Regions from separate parts of the Homo sapiens genome. Here region 1 is linked to region 2. Evidence: chromatin loops called from intact Hi-C (ENCODE). Cell type or tissue: chondrocyte. All regions are shown on one strand.

What was found. Hi-C counts contacts between places; a loop is a spot of excess contacts. Peaks named below come from ENCODE experiments on the same cell type or tissue, not always from the same donor. Only the 100,000 strongest peaks of a DNase experiment are listed, where the experiment ranks them.
Region 1: a loop joins it to region 2, with 3 times the contacts of the local background. A loop is called at or near these places in 7 of 110 quality-filtered maps.

What each region holds. Positions count from the first base shown.
Region 1 is chr17:78,373,972-78,381,971 of GRCh38, forward strand. PGS1 (phosphatidylglycerophosphate synthase 1) reads left to right here and starts at 4,678. Exons shown (of 10, transcript NM_024419.5): 1 at 4,678-4,837. The coding sequence starts at 4,695. RefSeq lists an enhancer at 4,567-5,528 and a silencer at 4,724-4,963. In chondrocyte, no CTCF peak of the experiment used is centred here; a DNase peak (open chromatin) is centred at 4,669.
Region 2 is chr17:78,704,466-78,712,465 of GRCh38, forward strand. CYTH1 (cytohesin 1) reads right to left here. Exons shown (of 14, transcript NM_004762.6): 2 at 5,185-5,267; 3 at 3,732-3,796. Among named protein-coding and RNA genes, the nearest start is that of CYTH1, 74 kb to the right of the region's middle. In chondrocyte, CTCF peaks have their summits at 3,147, 4,243 and 4,455; no DNase peak of the experiment used is centred here.

The sequences.
Region 1 (8,000 bases), 330 kb before region 2:
TCTCGATCTACTGACCTCATGATCCAACCACCTCGGCCTCCCAAAGTACTGGGATTACAGGTGTAAGCCACTACACCCAGCCCCCATCTTGCTTCTAGCCTTTAAGCAGTCCTTGTGGATTCCTGGGTGTAGGCCGAACTAACTTTGGGAAGGAATTCAGTTCATGGTTTGACTCTGAAACAAAATTGACAACAGCCCTTTCCCGAAAAGACCCCCTTCTTGCCTGGGGTCCAGTCGGCCTTTGCAGGACTAACAAATTAGCTATAAGATTAGAAATAAAAGTTTAGGGTCATGCAGCCTCTGGCTCCAAGAATCTGAACCTCCCCAAATTGCTCCTGGGGATAACATCACTATTGGAAAACCGCAGATCAGTGCGTGAGATATTTTGCAGACTCTGCATTCATGGATCAGCTGACACCACCCAGACCGGTTATCTGGCTCAACCAGTTCTGCCATCCCACCCAGGAATAGAAGATAGCAAGAAAAATTCACTTCAACCTTCTACGATTCCATCTCCAACCTGACCAATCAGCACTCCCCACTTCCCAAGCTCCTTTACTAGCCAAATTCTCTTTAAAAACTCTGATCCCCGAATGCTTGGGGAGACTGATTTGAGTAATAATAAAACTCTGGTCTCCCGCACAGTGGGCTCTGCGTGAATCACTCTTTCTCCATTGCAATGCCTCTGTCTTGATAAATCAGTTCTGTCTGGGCAGCAGGCAAGGTGAACCCATTGGGCAGTTACAGTTTCATCCCATCTCCAGCAAGCAGGCTGCATTCCTTTTAACAAAGAACAGGCTCCTCACAAACAGCTGAACAGCCCCTCGGGACAGTTTCTCATCTCTGGAGGCAGAAGGTGGGCCGGACAGCCACTTCCTCCCTTTGGAATTTGCTAACAGCCCTGTGTTTGGGAGAGACCCTCTCTAGGCAAGCAAGCTAGAGGAGGAGGGGCCTTCCTCTTGTGTTACTGTGATTTTCGGTTGAGGGAGTGAATCACAGGCAGTGAGGCATGGGCTGTTGGCTCAGGATTTCCTGGTGTTTCCTGCCTGGGAGAGCTGCCCCACTCTCAGGGGCAGCAGCCCACCACTCCTTGACGTCAACTCTCCCTCCAATGAATGGGTTTCCTTTTCCGTTTGGGAAGACATGGGATCTGCCGTCAATCCCGTCGACCCTGTCTTTCTAACCCTGGCACCTCCTGTCTGGGAAGGAGCGAGTGCGACTAACGAGAAGGCAGTGGGTGAGGGCAGGAGGGCGAGGGGGACTCAGAGGACAGATGTCTTCTCGCCCGCAGTCATTGAGATGGGCATCCAGAAACCCCATCCACAGCAGTAGTGTCTGACCCAGATTGAGAGCCGGCCACGCAGCTTTGGGACACCCTGAGTGCTCCCAGGCAGGCTCTCTGGGTCACCTTTGTTGTCTGGGAGGGTCTTATCTCCTCTACTTGTTTTCAGTAACTAGCCCAGATGAGACCTCCTGACACGAACAATGCATGTGCTGTCATCCTGTAAATGGAATCATTTAAAAATTGCACAATCTCTGAAAACCATTATTTAACATTTTTGCAACCTCAAAATGTATGTGTCCCCAGCAAAGTCGTGGTTGCCTCACTCTGGTGATAGCTCTGTCTGTTTTAAACTAGCCATGAAGGCCAGAGGCTCTCGATGTGTGGTTTCAGAAGGGACTGGGTCATTCCTTGATGTTATCCTTAGGGTAAATACTTATTAGTGTGACTTACCATGCTATCAATATTGCTGTCTGTTGCTAGCATTTCTTTAAGGTTGGGAATTCCCAGTGAGCCTGTACCATGGCTGTTTGTCTCAGTACCTCGCACAGCAAAGCACCCATGCAGAAAAGCTGCCAGCTCCTTCTAGGATGATAACCAGGCTCCCATAGCCCATGTGGCGCTCACCGCTGAGCATGACGGTGTAGCCATACAGCAAGTGTTTACTCTGCAACAACCGTGGGCCAGGAACAGTGCAAAAGTGGAACCATGCAATGGATGGCCTCATTCTAGTTACTGGAAGTTAGGAAATTTGATGATTCACCATTTCTAACTTGGAAGGGTTGAATCAAATTCCATGTAGTATTAGTAAAGCTATCTAAACGCAAAAGAAAACTTTAAGCCAATCTGAAATACTTGTTGATTGTCAACAATTTGGAAACTCCTTAATGGCACCAAATAACCAACATTAACATTTGGGGGTATTTACTTTCAGTCTTTCTGTGTACATACACGCATTTCCTCTTTCTTCCTCTCCTTTAATGAAATGAGATGGTCTCTACGCTACTCCTTGGTAATTTGGCTTTTACACTTAATGTCATTAAATATTCTTCCAGAACATGTTATTTTTATGATTGTGTGGTCTTCCAACATACCGATGTATCATTATTTAACCAACCCCCCTACCCTGAAGATTTGCTTCCACACTTCCGATATCATGAACAAGGCTGAGATGAACATTCTTGTGGGAATGTGTAGTTGATTTCCCTGCATAATCTGTGGAAGTGGACTTTGGAGTGTTTTTTTCAGTGTGTCCATATCTTTTTTTTTTGAGACTGAGTTTCGCTCTTGTTGCCCAGGCTGGAGTGCAATGGCGCGATCTCGACTCACTGCAACCTCCGCCTCCCGGGTTCAAGCGATTCTCCTGCCTCAGCCTTCCTGAGTAGCTAGGATTACAGGCATGTGCCACCATGCCCGTCTAATTTTGTATTTTTAGTAGAGACAGGGTTTCTCCATGTTGGTGAGGCTGGTCTCGAACTCCCGACCTCAGATGATCCGCCCGCCTCGGCCTCCCAAAGTGCTGGGATTACAGGTGTGAGCCACTGCGCCCGGCCCACGTGTCCATATCATTTTAACCTCACAACACGGCAGACTATGATTATGTCCTACAGCTTTTCCAGTTTCCAGGTCCCAGCCTATGTGGGTCAGCCAGGGAGCTGCATATTACAGATCAGAGATCACCTCTCCTGCCTTTCAGAATGCCACAAAGTTTTCCATTTTAAAATTAGCTGCAAAAAGTGTTCTTGGGCCGGGCGCGGTGGCTCACGCCTGTAATCCCAGCACTTTGGAAGGCCGAGTTGGGTGGATCACTTGAGGTCAGGAGTTTGAGACCAGCCTGGCCAACACGGTGAAACCCTGTCTCTACTAAAAATACAAAAATTAGCCAGGCGTGGTGGCGCACGCCTGTAATCCCAGCTATTCCGGAGGCTGAGACAGGAAAATCTCTTGATCCCAGGAGGCAGAGGTTGCAGTGAGCCAAGATTGCGCCATTGCACTCCAGCCTGGGTGACAAGAGTGAAACCCTGCCTCAAAAAAAAAAAAAAAAAAAAAGTGTTCTTGGTGTATGAGGATGTGCTCCGTCAGCTTTTTGGGCATAGAACTGTGTGTTGCCAGGGGCCAGTGATATCTGTGTACTTGGGCATATCAGGAGGGTGGAAGACTGTTCATCTCACACAGATTTGCTTAGGCTGTTCTGTGCCATGGAGCTGCAGCCTCTGGGGCTAACAGGGTGAAAAATGATTCCTCTCTCAGTCTGGTGGGGATTTTCCGTGGTTCTGTGCACCTTAGTGAGTCAGCGTTAACCAGGTTACAAGACTTTGTACAAGAACAGACTTTGTTCAAGTTTAACACCTTAGGGGTGTTGTACAAGTCTAAAGAACACCCTATCAATTAGAGCCTCAAACAGTAATTCCCTCACTTATCAGTGAGAAGTCCTTTTTTTTTTTTTTTTTTTTTTTTTTTGACGGAGTTTTGCTCTTGTTGCCCAGGCTGGAGTACAGTGGTTCGATCTTGGCTCACTGCAACCTCCACCTCCTGGGTTCAAGCGATTATCCTGCCTCAGCCTCCTGAGTAGTTTGGGATTACAGGCATGGGCCACTGCGCCCAGCTAATTTTTTGCATTTTTAGTAGAGACGGGGTTTCATCAGGTTGGCCAGGCTGGTCTCGAACTCCTGACTTCAGGTGATCCACCCGCCTCTGCCTCCCAGAGTGCAGGGATTACAGGCGTGAGCCACTGCGCCGGCCGAGGAGTCAATCTTGACAGCCAGTGGTCAGGCTCGGTGGCTCATGTCTGTAATGGCAACACTTTGGGAGGCTGAGGCTGGATGATCTCTTGAGCCCAGGAGCTCGAGACCGGCCTGGGCAACGTAGTGAGACCCCCATCTCGACAAAAAAGTAAAGAATTAGCCGGGCATGGTGGCACACGCACTTTGGTGGTCCCAGCACTTTGGGAGTGGTCCCAGCACTTTGAGAGGATCCCCTGAGGCCGGGAGGTCGAGGCTGCAATGCGCCAAGATCGCGCCACTGCACTCCAGCCTGGGACACAGACCGAGACTCTGTCTCAAAACAAACAAACAAAAGCTTTTTTGACAGCTGGTGAGTTGGAGCCAAGCGTGACGGTGCTAGAGCCCCTGCGCCGCATCCTTTCCTCCGCGACCTGTGACGAGTGACTGCAGGAATGCAGGCCACCTGGCGCCCTTACGGATTTAACGGGCCGGCTTCCGACCCCCTCCTGCGGCGCGACCACTGTTCCTCGCCTGTGTCCCCCAGAGGGGAAACTGAGGCTTGGGGGCGGTGCAGCGCCGCCCTCCCCGAGCCAGGGGTTCCGCGCCTGCGCGCCTGAGCCGTGTCCGCGCTCGCCTTTGTCAATAAAGTTCGCGCCCGCCGGGAGCGGAAGCGGAAGCGGCGAGTCTCCATGGCGGTGGCGGCGGCAGCTGCGGCGGGACCCGTGTTCTGGAGGCGACTGCTGGGCCTCCTGCCTGGCCGCCCAGGGCTGGCCGCGCTCCTGGGACGCCTGTCCGACCGCCTCGGCAGGAACCGGGACCGCCAGCGCAGGAGGTGAGAGGGGCGGCCGGGATGAGAGTGCAGCCCTCGCGGCTGCAGCCCGGCCCCCCGGCGCTCAAACTCCCGGCCCCAGCGTCCTGGGCATCCGCAGCGAGTCCCTCCCCGGTTTCCGGGCCCATTTCTGCCTCCCGGGGCTCGGCGCCTGACCTATGTGCTTCTTCACTGGCCTTCTTGAGGGAGGGTGGGCGGCTCGTGCTCCATTATCGGCCGGGTCCAGCCGGCGGGCCTCCTGCGCAGCCCGGCCAGTCCTTGCTCCCCGTCTACACCGTGCTTGTTGGCGAGCCCCGGCCACCGTGCACTTACACGTTAAAAGAGGGACTGTGTGTGCGTTCAGGGAGCTTCGGTCAAGCTCCAGAGGCTGTTTATATCATGGTTTCGGCCCCAGGATGTGAGTGTCGGAGAGTTCAGAGGGGTCTTTTCCTTAGGTAAGCCTGGCTGTGAGTGAATCACCGTTGCTGGGATTTTGTGTATAGAGCGTTTCTCACATCCTGCCAGAAAAAGCTGTGAAGCAATCCTTAGTAACACTCAGGCATGGGAAGAGGAGCCACTCGAAACACTTTTTACACATTTCAAAGGGCCTGTGTTCTGGAAAAGTACTGAAGTTATGTAAATGATGAAGTAGGCTTTGGAGCAATTTGTTCAGGCAGTGGTCTTTTAAAATAAACATTTGCCAAGAACATGCTGACCTGAGGCTTGCTAATATTAAAAAAAAGGGGATAAATAATTCTTGGCCGGGTGTGGTGGCTCACGCCTGTAATTCCAGCACTTTGGGAGGCCGAGGCAGGTGGATCACCTGAGGTCAGGAGTTTAAGACCAGCCTGACCAACATGGTGAAACCGTCTCTACTAAAAATACAAAATTAGCTGGGCATGGTGGTGCATGGCTGTAATCCCAGCTACTTGGGAGGCTGACCCTGAGGCAGGAGAATCGCTTGAACCCAGGAGGTGGAGTTTGCAGTGAGCCAAGATTGCCTCATTGCACTCCAGCCTAGGCAACAAGAGCAAAACTCTGTTTCAAAAAAAAAAAATTCTCTTGTGTGCAAATAGTTTTCTTTTCTTTTCTTTTTTTTTTGAGACGGAGTTTCACTCGTTGCCCAGACTGGAGTGCAATGGCGCAATCTTGGCTCACCTCAATCTCCACCTTCCAGGTTCAAGCGATTCTCCTGCCTCAGCCTCCCGAGTAGCTGGGATTACAGACATAAGCCACCACACCCGGCTAATTTTGTATTTTTAGTAGAGACAGGGTTTTTCCATGTTGGTCAGGCTGGTCTCTAACTCCCAGCCTCAGTTGATCCACCTGCCTCGGCCTCCCAAAGTGCTGGGATTACAGGCGTGAGCCACCGTGCCCGGCTGCAAATAGGTTTCTTAATTGAGTCTTACACTTGATCTTTAAAAAAAAAAATCTTAGAACTGCTTCCTTTAGTTGAGGTTGCATTGTGTTAGATTTTCTATCTGTACGTGTACTCCTCGGGTGAGATTTGACCTCCTGGGGTCAGACATCTAGTACAGAGATCTGGGGTCCAGTCATGTGTACTGATTCTAGGTACAGAAAAGAGCTTGCTTCATGGTGATCTATGGTGGAAGATTTTCATCGAAAACTCAAGTTTGATTTAGGGGAATTTTTAGGTGATAGAATCAGGGCAGGATGGCGCTCTTGGAAACCTGCTAGGTTTCACGTTGGTGAACCCAGCAGGACTGGGGCTGTAAAAGAAATGGCCTCTGCATTTTTTGCATTTTCATTTTTTCAGTGTTTAACAAAAGACCTGCTCATCTCTGGGTGACGAAGTCAGATGACTTCTACGTCCTGGCATCAAACCACTGAGATTTGGTTTACAGTTTCAAAAAAATGTTCTACCCTTGAAGACAAGATTTAGGTGACTTTGTCATTTCCCTCTATATGTTTAAACTATATGAAAAACACTTCATTATAAATCATTGTTCAACATTGGAATTGATTACTAAAGGATGTTGGGGCAGTTGACACAAATATTTTAAAAAAGAAATCTCTCATGAGTGTGCTTTTTTTCTTTTTCTTTTTCTTTTTTTTTTTGAGACAGAGTCTTGTTCTGTCACTCAGGCTGGAGTGCAGTGGTCTGATCTCGGCTCAGTGCAACCTCTACCTCGTGGGTTCAAGTGATTCTCCTGCCTCAGCCTCCAGAGTAGCTGGGTCTACAGACACATGCCACCACGTCCGGCTAATTTTTGTATCTTTAGTAGAGACAGGGTTTCACCATGTTGGCCAGGCTGGCCTCGATCTCCTGACCTTGTAACCTGCCCACCTCGGCCTCCCACAGTGCTGGGATTACAGGTGTGAGCCACTGCGCCCAGCCACTTTTTTGTTTTTTGGTGGTGGGAGGGGCAGTGTGGCAGTGGAGATAGTCTAAATTGACTTTCTAATCTCTTTTTTTTGTAAATTGTGTGAGTGGATGCAGTTTGTGTGCCTTCATCCTTCATTAAGCTGAGAGAGATGATTGTTTCTCTGGGACAACAGTTCAACCAGCAACTCAGTTTCTTGGGCATTAAGACAGAAGTTTTTGCTTTGTAATCCTCGGAAATAATGCCTATGGTAGGACTGAGGATAAATGCTTTGACCGGTATTGAGTGGTAGTGTAGGTTTCTGAGCCTTTCTTTGCCTTATTCGGTTTGCAGTTCTTTTCTGATTCGTTGTGGCCTTGGTGTTCGAGTTATTCATGTTTGTTGTGGCTGCTTACCCTTTATTAGCTGCTGACTTTGCTTTCTTCTCCATTATTCAGTTGCACCTCCCAATTTCTCATTCCCCGAATGATGTGGTTTCTTGTAACTCGCTGATCATTGATTCATTGATAATAGTTCTGTGCAGTCATGAGCTTGAATTATTTTAGGTTTTAGCTTGTCGATCTGAGTCAGCTGTTGGAGGGCCAGTGAACCCTCGTGAGGGGACGTTCCTTTTACTGCCGCGGTTTCCTTTCAGGCATAGAGACAGCCAGAGAGACAGAGAACTCTACTTAAAATTACTTCTGTTAATGATTTAGAAGCACTGTCATTTCCTCTTAAGCTAGCATCTGACTCATTATCATTAGGAACTGCTGGATCCGTTAATTTATTCATCATGTGTGTATTGAGCACTGCTGTGCTGTGCTAGGTACTCAGGAAGCAAAGATAAAGACACAGCCCCACCT
Region 2 (8,000 bases):
TAAATCCATGGAGGGAAGAAAATATTCCTAAGTGTTTTGAGGGTTGGTGTTTTTTGTGTTTTTGTTTTTGTTACAGGCAGGGTCTTGCTCTGTCACCCAGGCTGGAGTACAGTGGTGTGACTGTGGCTCACCGCAACCTTTAACTCCTGAGCTCAAGTGATCCTCCGGCCTCAGCCTCCTGAGTAACTAGGACTACAAGCAGATACTACCACAACTGGCTACTTTTTAAAATATTTTGTAGAGACAGAGTCTTGCTATGTAACCCAGGCTGGTCTTAAACTCCTGGCCTCAAGCAATCCTCCTACCTTGGCCTCCCAAAATGCTGGTATTATAGGCATGAGTCATCGCATCCAGGCTGTTTTGACCTTTTGAAAGGAACACCTGAAAACTGTGAGTAGTATCAGAACTTCCAGGTGTAAGATAATCTGGGCTCCCCTGTCAACAGCTGCCTTAGGAAACAAAGTCATGGGGGAAACACCATTTAATTTCAGCCAGAATGAAGGGTTATGACCAGGTATCTAGAAATTCCTATTTAACTAAAATGATTGTCTAATCATTTTTTTCTAAATCCAGGAAGATTACTTTGATCAGTATTTCCAAACAAATACCACAAGGAAGGCCTGTTTCATGGTTTCCAGTGTAAGTGGTGAGGCAGCGTCAGAGGTGCCCACAGAAGCAAGGGGTGAAACTCCTGGGAATGCTCAGCTTCCTGGGCCTCAGTCCAGTCCTCACCAAAGGCTTTCCTGCAGCCACCAGAACGCACACTCCCAGATATCCGCCAGTCACAGTCTGTGCCACATGACTGCCTGGGACACACACCAGAGATGGCTCCCTAATTTCATTAGCTAGCCAGCTCACTTCTCTATCTGCCCCACTTGGAGCCCCTATAGCTCTAGGCCTTAGGCAGCTACTTCTCTAAGTGGCTTTCCCCAGCCTACACAGGTCTGACACCCCAGTTAAGGTGTCCAAAGGAAAACAGCTTACTGCTACTGGATCGCCTTAGTTAACTGACGCGTATACATTTCAGAAAGTGAAATCCTGTACTACATGAGTATATTATTTCTGCTTGATTAAATAGTATTTAGGATCATTCCTACAAAATGCATCAGATCGTCGATGAGAAACATGAATTCTCTCCTATAAGAAAGTCCGAGCAAATGTAATGCCTGCTTGAGAAACAAATGCAGGGTGAGCCTGAGTACCCGTATGGATGGATCCTCAGGGATGTGCAGAATCACTTCCGTCTTGGCGCTTTCGATACCGGAAAACCATTTTAAGTTCCAGATTAAAAAATAATAATAACCTAAAGACTACTTCCTGACTCACAACTTCAGATGCAGTTCATGAGTTACAAGTCTTCCCAAATTCACTGGCTGAGTACTTTGGATGCACTCACGTTCCTGGTGTCTGCGTTTCCTTGCTGTTCTATGGTAACTGACAGAGAATTAATCAAGAGAAAAACAAAGGGCACACTGAATTCTGAATATGTGTGTGCAGACACCGGAATATACAGAAAGGAAACGTACCAAAATATGAATCCTGATTATCTCTGGGATAAGTGTTTATGAGAAATTTGTTTTTTATACTTTTCTGTATTTTACCAATTTTCTGCAGTAAAGGTGTATTACCTTTATAGTCAGAAAAAAGCCATTTTTTTTTACATTTTTAAGATCGAGGTAAAATTTACATTTAACAAAATGCACACACCTTAAGTGCACAGTTCAATTTGTTTTGATGAGTGCATATACCCTTGAAGCACCACTCAGATTAATACAGAATATTCCTGCCATCCCTGTAAGTTCCCTATGGCCCTTCCTAGTCAACCCCACCCCACCCCGCCCCAGCAACCACCTCGGAGGCAGCACTGTCATGATTTCGGCTAGCACACTAGCACAGCTTAGTTTGCATGTTCTAGATGCTCACGCATGGAAGCACACGGTGCCCACAGTTTCTTTCACTCATCACAATGTTCGTGAGATTCATCCGTGCTGCTGCACGCTAGCAGTTCATTCCTTCACACTGCTGAGTAATAGTCTATTACCTCGACCTGTTTATCCAGTCACCTGCTGGCAGCCATTCAGGGTATTTCCAGCTTTTGGTTATTTTATATAAGAATGCTATAGATATTCTTGTACAAGTCTTTGTATGGACATGTTTTCATTTCTCTTAAGTAACTAGGAGTTGAATTGCTGATGAAACTGCCAAACTTCTTTCCCAAATGGTTATATTATTTTATTCTCACTAGCACTTGCCAACATGAGGTACCATCAGTCTTTTTAATTCTAGCCATCATAGGGGATGTGAAGTACCGTTTCATGGTGGTTTTAAATTACATCCCCTACAACTAATGATGTTAAGCATTTTTCATGTGTCTACTACACATATGGCTTCTTTTGTAAAGTGTCCAAGTTTTTTGCCCATTTTCTTATTTGGGCTGCCTTTCTATCATATATTCTAGATACAAGTCCTTTTTCAGATATATTTGTTACAAATATTTACTTCTAATCTGTTGCCTGTTCATTTCTTTTAATAGTTTTTAATAGTTTTATCTTTTACAAAAGCGGAAGTTTTAAATTTTTATGAAGTCCAACGTATCCGTTTCATTTAAGCTACGAGTGTTTAAAATGGAAAGAGGGGAAACTAATCCAAAATACCAAATGGACAATACAGAGACTGGCCGTGGTGAGCTGGCTGCCTTCTGTGGAGGACTCAGCCTCACTATACCCTGAAGGCACTGCCCACAGGAGTCTAAAACAACAAATCAAACAGTCCTACGAAGCCAGACAGGAAGACTTAGGCTTAGAAAAATACAGACATGTAGTGAATTGGAAACAGCTCATTTATTGCATTAAGCAGTCAGAAAACGGTCTGGGAACCCCATTCAAAACTAAACTCTCAAAGTCACTAACATTTCATGAAAATAAAAGGAAAAAAAAAAGCAGAGTCCTTGTCCTTTTATACTATCATCGCATTTCTACATTTTCTTCCCTTAAGCATTAGGAAGGTGCAAATAAGCTCACGATTATCCTCAGACATGACTGGACACTCCAGCCCTTTGAAATCGTATCAGCAGCATTCATTAAGCTTTTCCTTTACACAAAGGAAAAACAGAAACTTTAAAATGCACACCGACAGTGGACAACAGAGGGGAGTAATTCACATAAAAATTTAGGAGCAGTTTAAGGCTTTCTGGGACCTTTGAAGTTCTCCAGTTCAATTTTTTTTTTTTTTTTTGAGACGGAGTCTCGCTCTGTCACCAGGCTGGAGTGCAGTGGCGCGATCTCAGCTCACTGCAACCTCCACCTCCCGGGTTCAAGCAATTCTCCTGCCTCAGCCTCCCGAGTAGCTGGGACTACAGGTGTGCACCACCACACCCGTCTAATTTTTGTATTTTGAGTAGAGACAGGGTTTCACCATGTTGGCCAGGATGGTCTCGATCTCTTGACCTCGTGATCCACCTGCCTCGGCCTCCCAAAGTGCTGGGATTACAGCCGTGAGCCACCGCGCCCGGCCTCCAGTTCAATTTTTTAAACACTGGAAGAAGCTCCTATGTTCAGGAGGCCTTGCGGTGAAGGATGGAAGGCAGACATTATGGGTGTGTATGTGCTTGCTAGAATTAGAAAGACACAAAGCTGACTTTTTCCTTCAATGTGCCACGTAAGCATAATTAAGGCCTGGGTGCTTTAAGGAATTACAACCACAGAAGCCACCTGGCAGCAGGGCAGACTCACCTTTCCTCTGTGGATCCCAGGTTTTCAATTTCATTAGCTACTTCTGCTATCTCATCCTTCAGCCTCTATAAAACAGACAGTCCAGAGTCAGCAGGAAAGGCAGATGCAGATCAAATTAAAACTTCTAAAATCTCACATAACTCCCTCCAACCAAAAACAAAATAAAGCAAAATGAAACAAAATATGACAAAAATGCAAAAAGTAAATTAGGAAAATTCATGTTTCAGAAATATTTATTGAGTGCCTACCAAACAGTAAGCATTCCAGAAAACACCAAGGTAGAAAAGAATACAGCCTCTGACCTCAAGGAGTTTACGGTCTAGGAAAGTTTATAAGCATATATGCTGTGTGAAAAACAAAACCTGGCTGCCTCATCACAATCTTTCAGAACAAGTCTGCAGCTTACTAAACACAAGCATGCCAGAAAATTCAGAGGACAAAGTCTCCTACCCAAAGCCCAGGCTGCAGAGCCTGCAGTAGCTGTGCCAGGGCAACAATGCCACCAAGCGGCTGGCAAAGGGAATGTCTGATCAAATCGGCTGTGCATCCGCACCCACCCTCCTCATTCCAGCACACTGTTGGTCAGAATGGATGGGCTCTCACGGGGAAGTGGGGCTTAAGTGGAGAGCTGCTTAGCTTTCTCACGATCTACCAGTGAAGCAGAAATCAAAGGATCAGGGAGAACTATCAAAATATACTTAAATCAACTCCAGAGAAAGTCAAGTCTTTCCTCATTTTGCTACTTTGGGCAACAGGATTCCCTCCTTAACCCCACTCCTAATGTCTTGTGAAGAATTCTGAAAGAATAACATTTGCTGTCTTAGGGCGAAAATAATCCAACTATTGGCTTCTAGACTTATTTCCTACAAGCTTGATAGTTACAAAAAGGAACTTGGAAAAATTGTAATTGTAAAATTGCTATCACTAAGTACATCTATAGGGACCAGAAATTATGCTGTCTTTCATGCTAAGTCCTTCCAACTGTGTAGCAGGTGTTTTCATGATCTGACAGATGAAGAAACTGAAGTTCAAGGAACCGGAACTCTCTTGTCTCAAATCATTCAGCCAGTAAGCGGCAGAGCCAGAGCCAGGGCGTGGGCCGAGCTTCGCCTGAAGCCCACATTCTCATTGCCTCTCCTCATCCACTCTGCTCCGCAAGGGCAAACACAGCAGAGAGGACTACTCAGGAGACAGGAGTCTTGCAGGCTATCTCCAGCTCCGACAACCGACCAACTGGGTGAACCTGGACAAGCCACTCAACCTCTCTGACACTGCATCTCCTCAGCTGTAGAGGAAAGGTGACTGATTATCAACACCTACGCTTTGTGCAGAGCTGTAGTGAGGGCAGGTCAAAAGTGTCTTGAGGAGACACTCTGCAAAGGACACCCTTTCATACAAATGGAACTGTCACTGTGGTTCTTACGTTGGTGAAACCACCATGCCACTCTCCTACCTGAATGTCAGCCAGCAGCTCCTGTTTTCTCCGTCGGATGTTCTCCAGTTCTTGACGCTCCTCTGCTGTCAGGTCACTGGGAACTACAAAAATGGAGGGCAATGTTACAAGAAAGCTTTTATCTCGCCAAAAATCAAGGAAGATCCAGAGGCCACAAAAGGAGAAAGATATCAAGAAAGAAACTAGAAGTCAGTTTCAGAAATGACTGAGTGATAGAAATAGTTATGGCTCCAATTCTTATCAGATTTCTAAGAAAGGAAGGCCCTTAAATCACACAGAAAAGCTCTGAGAAACTCTTGGAAGGAAAAACGAGAGAGAAGAGATTACTGAAGGTTAAATTAGGTTGGCTATGAATGAAAAAGGATGAATATTAGCTGAGCGCCTGGCCATTTTCATCCCTTCCAGCTGGGAGACTTCAGGCTGACATTTAATTAATCTCTCTAGGCCTCAGCTCCCTCATGGTCAAAAACAGAGTCTCCGAGATGGAAAGATGTCCATGACCCCCTGAGGTGGGGAGGGGAGGCAAGAGGCAAAGCAACGTGTACGAACAATTTTGTGCCATCTCTGGGAGGGGTTTGGAGAAAGAGACTATGTATGCACTGAGAAATAAAAAAAGTCTAGAATATACACCTAAAATCAGTGCTTAACTCTGGGAACTGGGACTATGGGACTTTCTCTTTCTGCTTCATACCTTTCTTCATTGTTTCGATGTTTTACAATGTGCTCTTATCATCAGAAGAAAGTTACTTAATTCCCAGATCACAGCTCTCACCACAAAATACTTCTGCCATCCTCCAATGGCTCAATCTCCCCCACCTATACCAACAGGAGATTTGGACAGACACCCTCTAAAATGACCCTTCAAGCATGCTATGGGAAGCCATGTGGGCAAATGAGAAGAACAAGCATTAGAATCAAACAAACCAGGTTCAAATCCTAGCTCCAATCTACCAAATATCAAATTAGGTCACTTCAGACAAGTTATGTAACCCACTTGGGTCACATTTCATCATCAATGAAGTGGTCCCACCATCACCCACTTGATAAGGCTGCTGTGAAGATGATGTAGAGTAATTAAAGTGCCTCAAACCCTGCCTGGTGCTGAGCAGAAGCTCAGAAGTGTTGGCTCTTGTTCCCTCCATGGCACAGCAAAGGGCACCCACACTCTCAAGGGTAGGGGTGGTTTGAGGGTCCTTCTATCCTTCAGTGGGTGCCTATGTGAGCCTGAGCTGCACTGTACAATATGGCGGCCAGGAGCCCCACGTGACATTAACCACTTGAAATGTCACCACCCAGTTTGAGATGTGCTGTAGGTAAAAAATATACACCGAGGCCGGGCACAGTGGCTCATGCCTGTAATCCCAGCACTTTGAGAGGCCGGGGCGGGCAGATCACGAGGTCAGGAGACCGAGACCATCCTGGCTAACATGGTGAAACCCCGTCACTACTAAAAATACAAAAAATTAGCTGGGCGTGGTGGCAGGTGCCTGTAGTCCCAGCTACTCGGGAGGCTGAGGCAGGAGAATGGCGTAAACCCGGGAGGTGGAGGTTGCAGTGAGCCGAGATCCCGCCATTGCCCTCCAGCCTGGGAGACAGTACAAGACTCCATCTCAAATAAATAAATAAATAAATAAATAAATAAATAAATAAATAATATATATATATACACACACACACACACACACACACCAGACTTTCTATAAAAACAAAGGAAAATGACTTTTTAATAATATTTTATATTGATTGCACATTGATATAACTTAATGAAATGTATTATTTTAATTGATCTCAAAGGAACTAGTATGAAATAAAAGTGCATCTATGGCTCATATTATATTTCTAGACAGCATAGAGTTGGAATTAACATCTCTGCTTGAGAGCACAGTTAGGATACACATACTTTCCTTCTGCCCATGGCATTAAAACTTAATCTACTACATTCACAGAGCAGTTACTTTCCCCAAATATTTCATAAAAATCACAAGAGGGTAGAAACAATAGACTACAGTGAAGTGTACAGTGGGTTAATTAGCTACATTAGAAAAGCCGACTTTTCCTTTTTTTTTTTTTTTAACCTAGGTTTTCCCCAACCTTCTCTAAAAAAGTGTTTTTTAAACATCTCAAAATCCAAAATAAGAAAAGCATTTTAGTCCAGGCCTTGTAGCTCACGCCTGTAATCCCAGCACTTTGGGAGGCCAAACCAGGCAGACTGCTTGAGCCCATTGGGACCAGCATGGACAACATGGTGAAACCCTGTCTCTACTAAAAAAAATACAAAAATTAGCTGGGCATGGTGGCACATGCCTGTAGTTCCAGCTACTCGGGGGGCTGACGTAGAAGGATTGCTTGAGCCTGGGGTGCAGAGGTTGCAGTGAGCCAAGATCGCACCACTGCACTCCAGCCTGGGCAACAGAGCCAGACAAGAAAGAAAGAAGGAAAGAAGGAAAGAAGGAAGGAAGGAAGGGAGGAAGGAAGGGAGGGAGGAAGGAAGGGAAGGAGGAAGGAAGGGAGGGAGGGAGGGAGGGAGGGAGGTAGGAGAGAGAGAAAGAGAGAGAGAAAGAGAAAGAAAAAGAGAAAGAAACAGAAAAAGAAAAGAAATGCATTTTACATCATGACCCAATCTCCACCATACATAAAAGTATCAAAAATAATATCTCACCATGTCTGTTATTTCACTGTGAGCTTTCTTAACAGTGGTTTAGTCCAGTAAACTGATTTTATGGCTGCATGCGGTGGCTCACACCTGTAATCTCAGCACTTTGGGAGGCCGAGGTGAGTAGATCACCTGAAGTCAGGAGTTCAAGACCAGCCTGGCC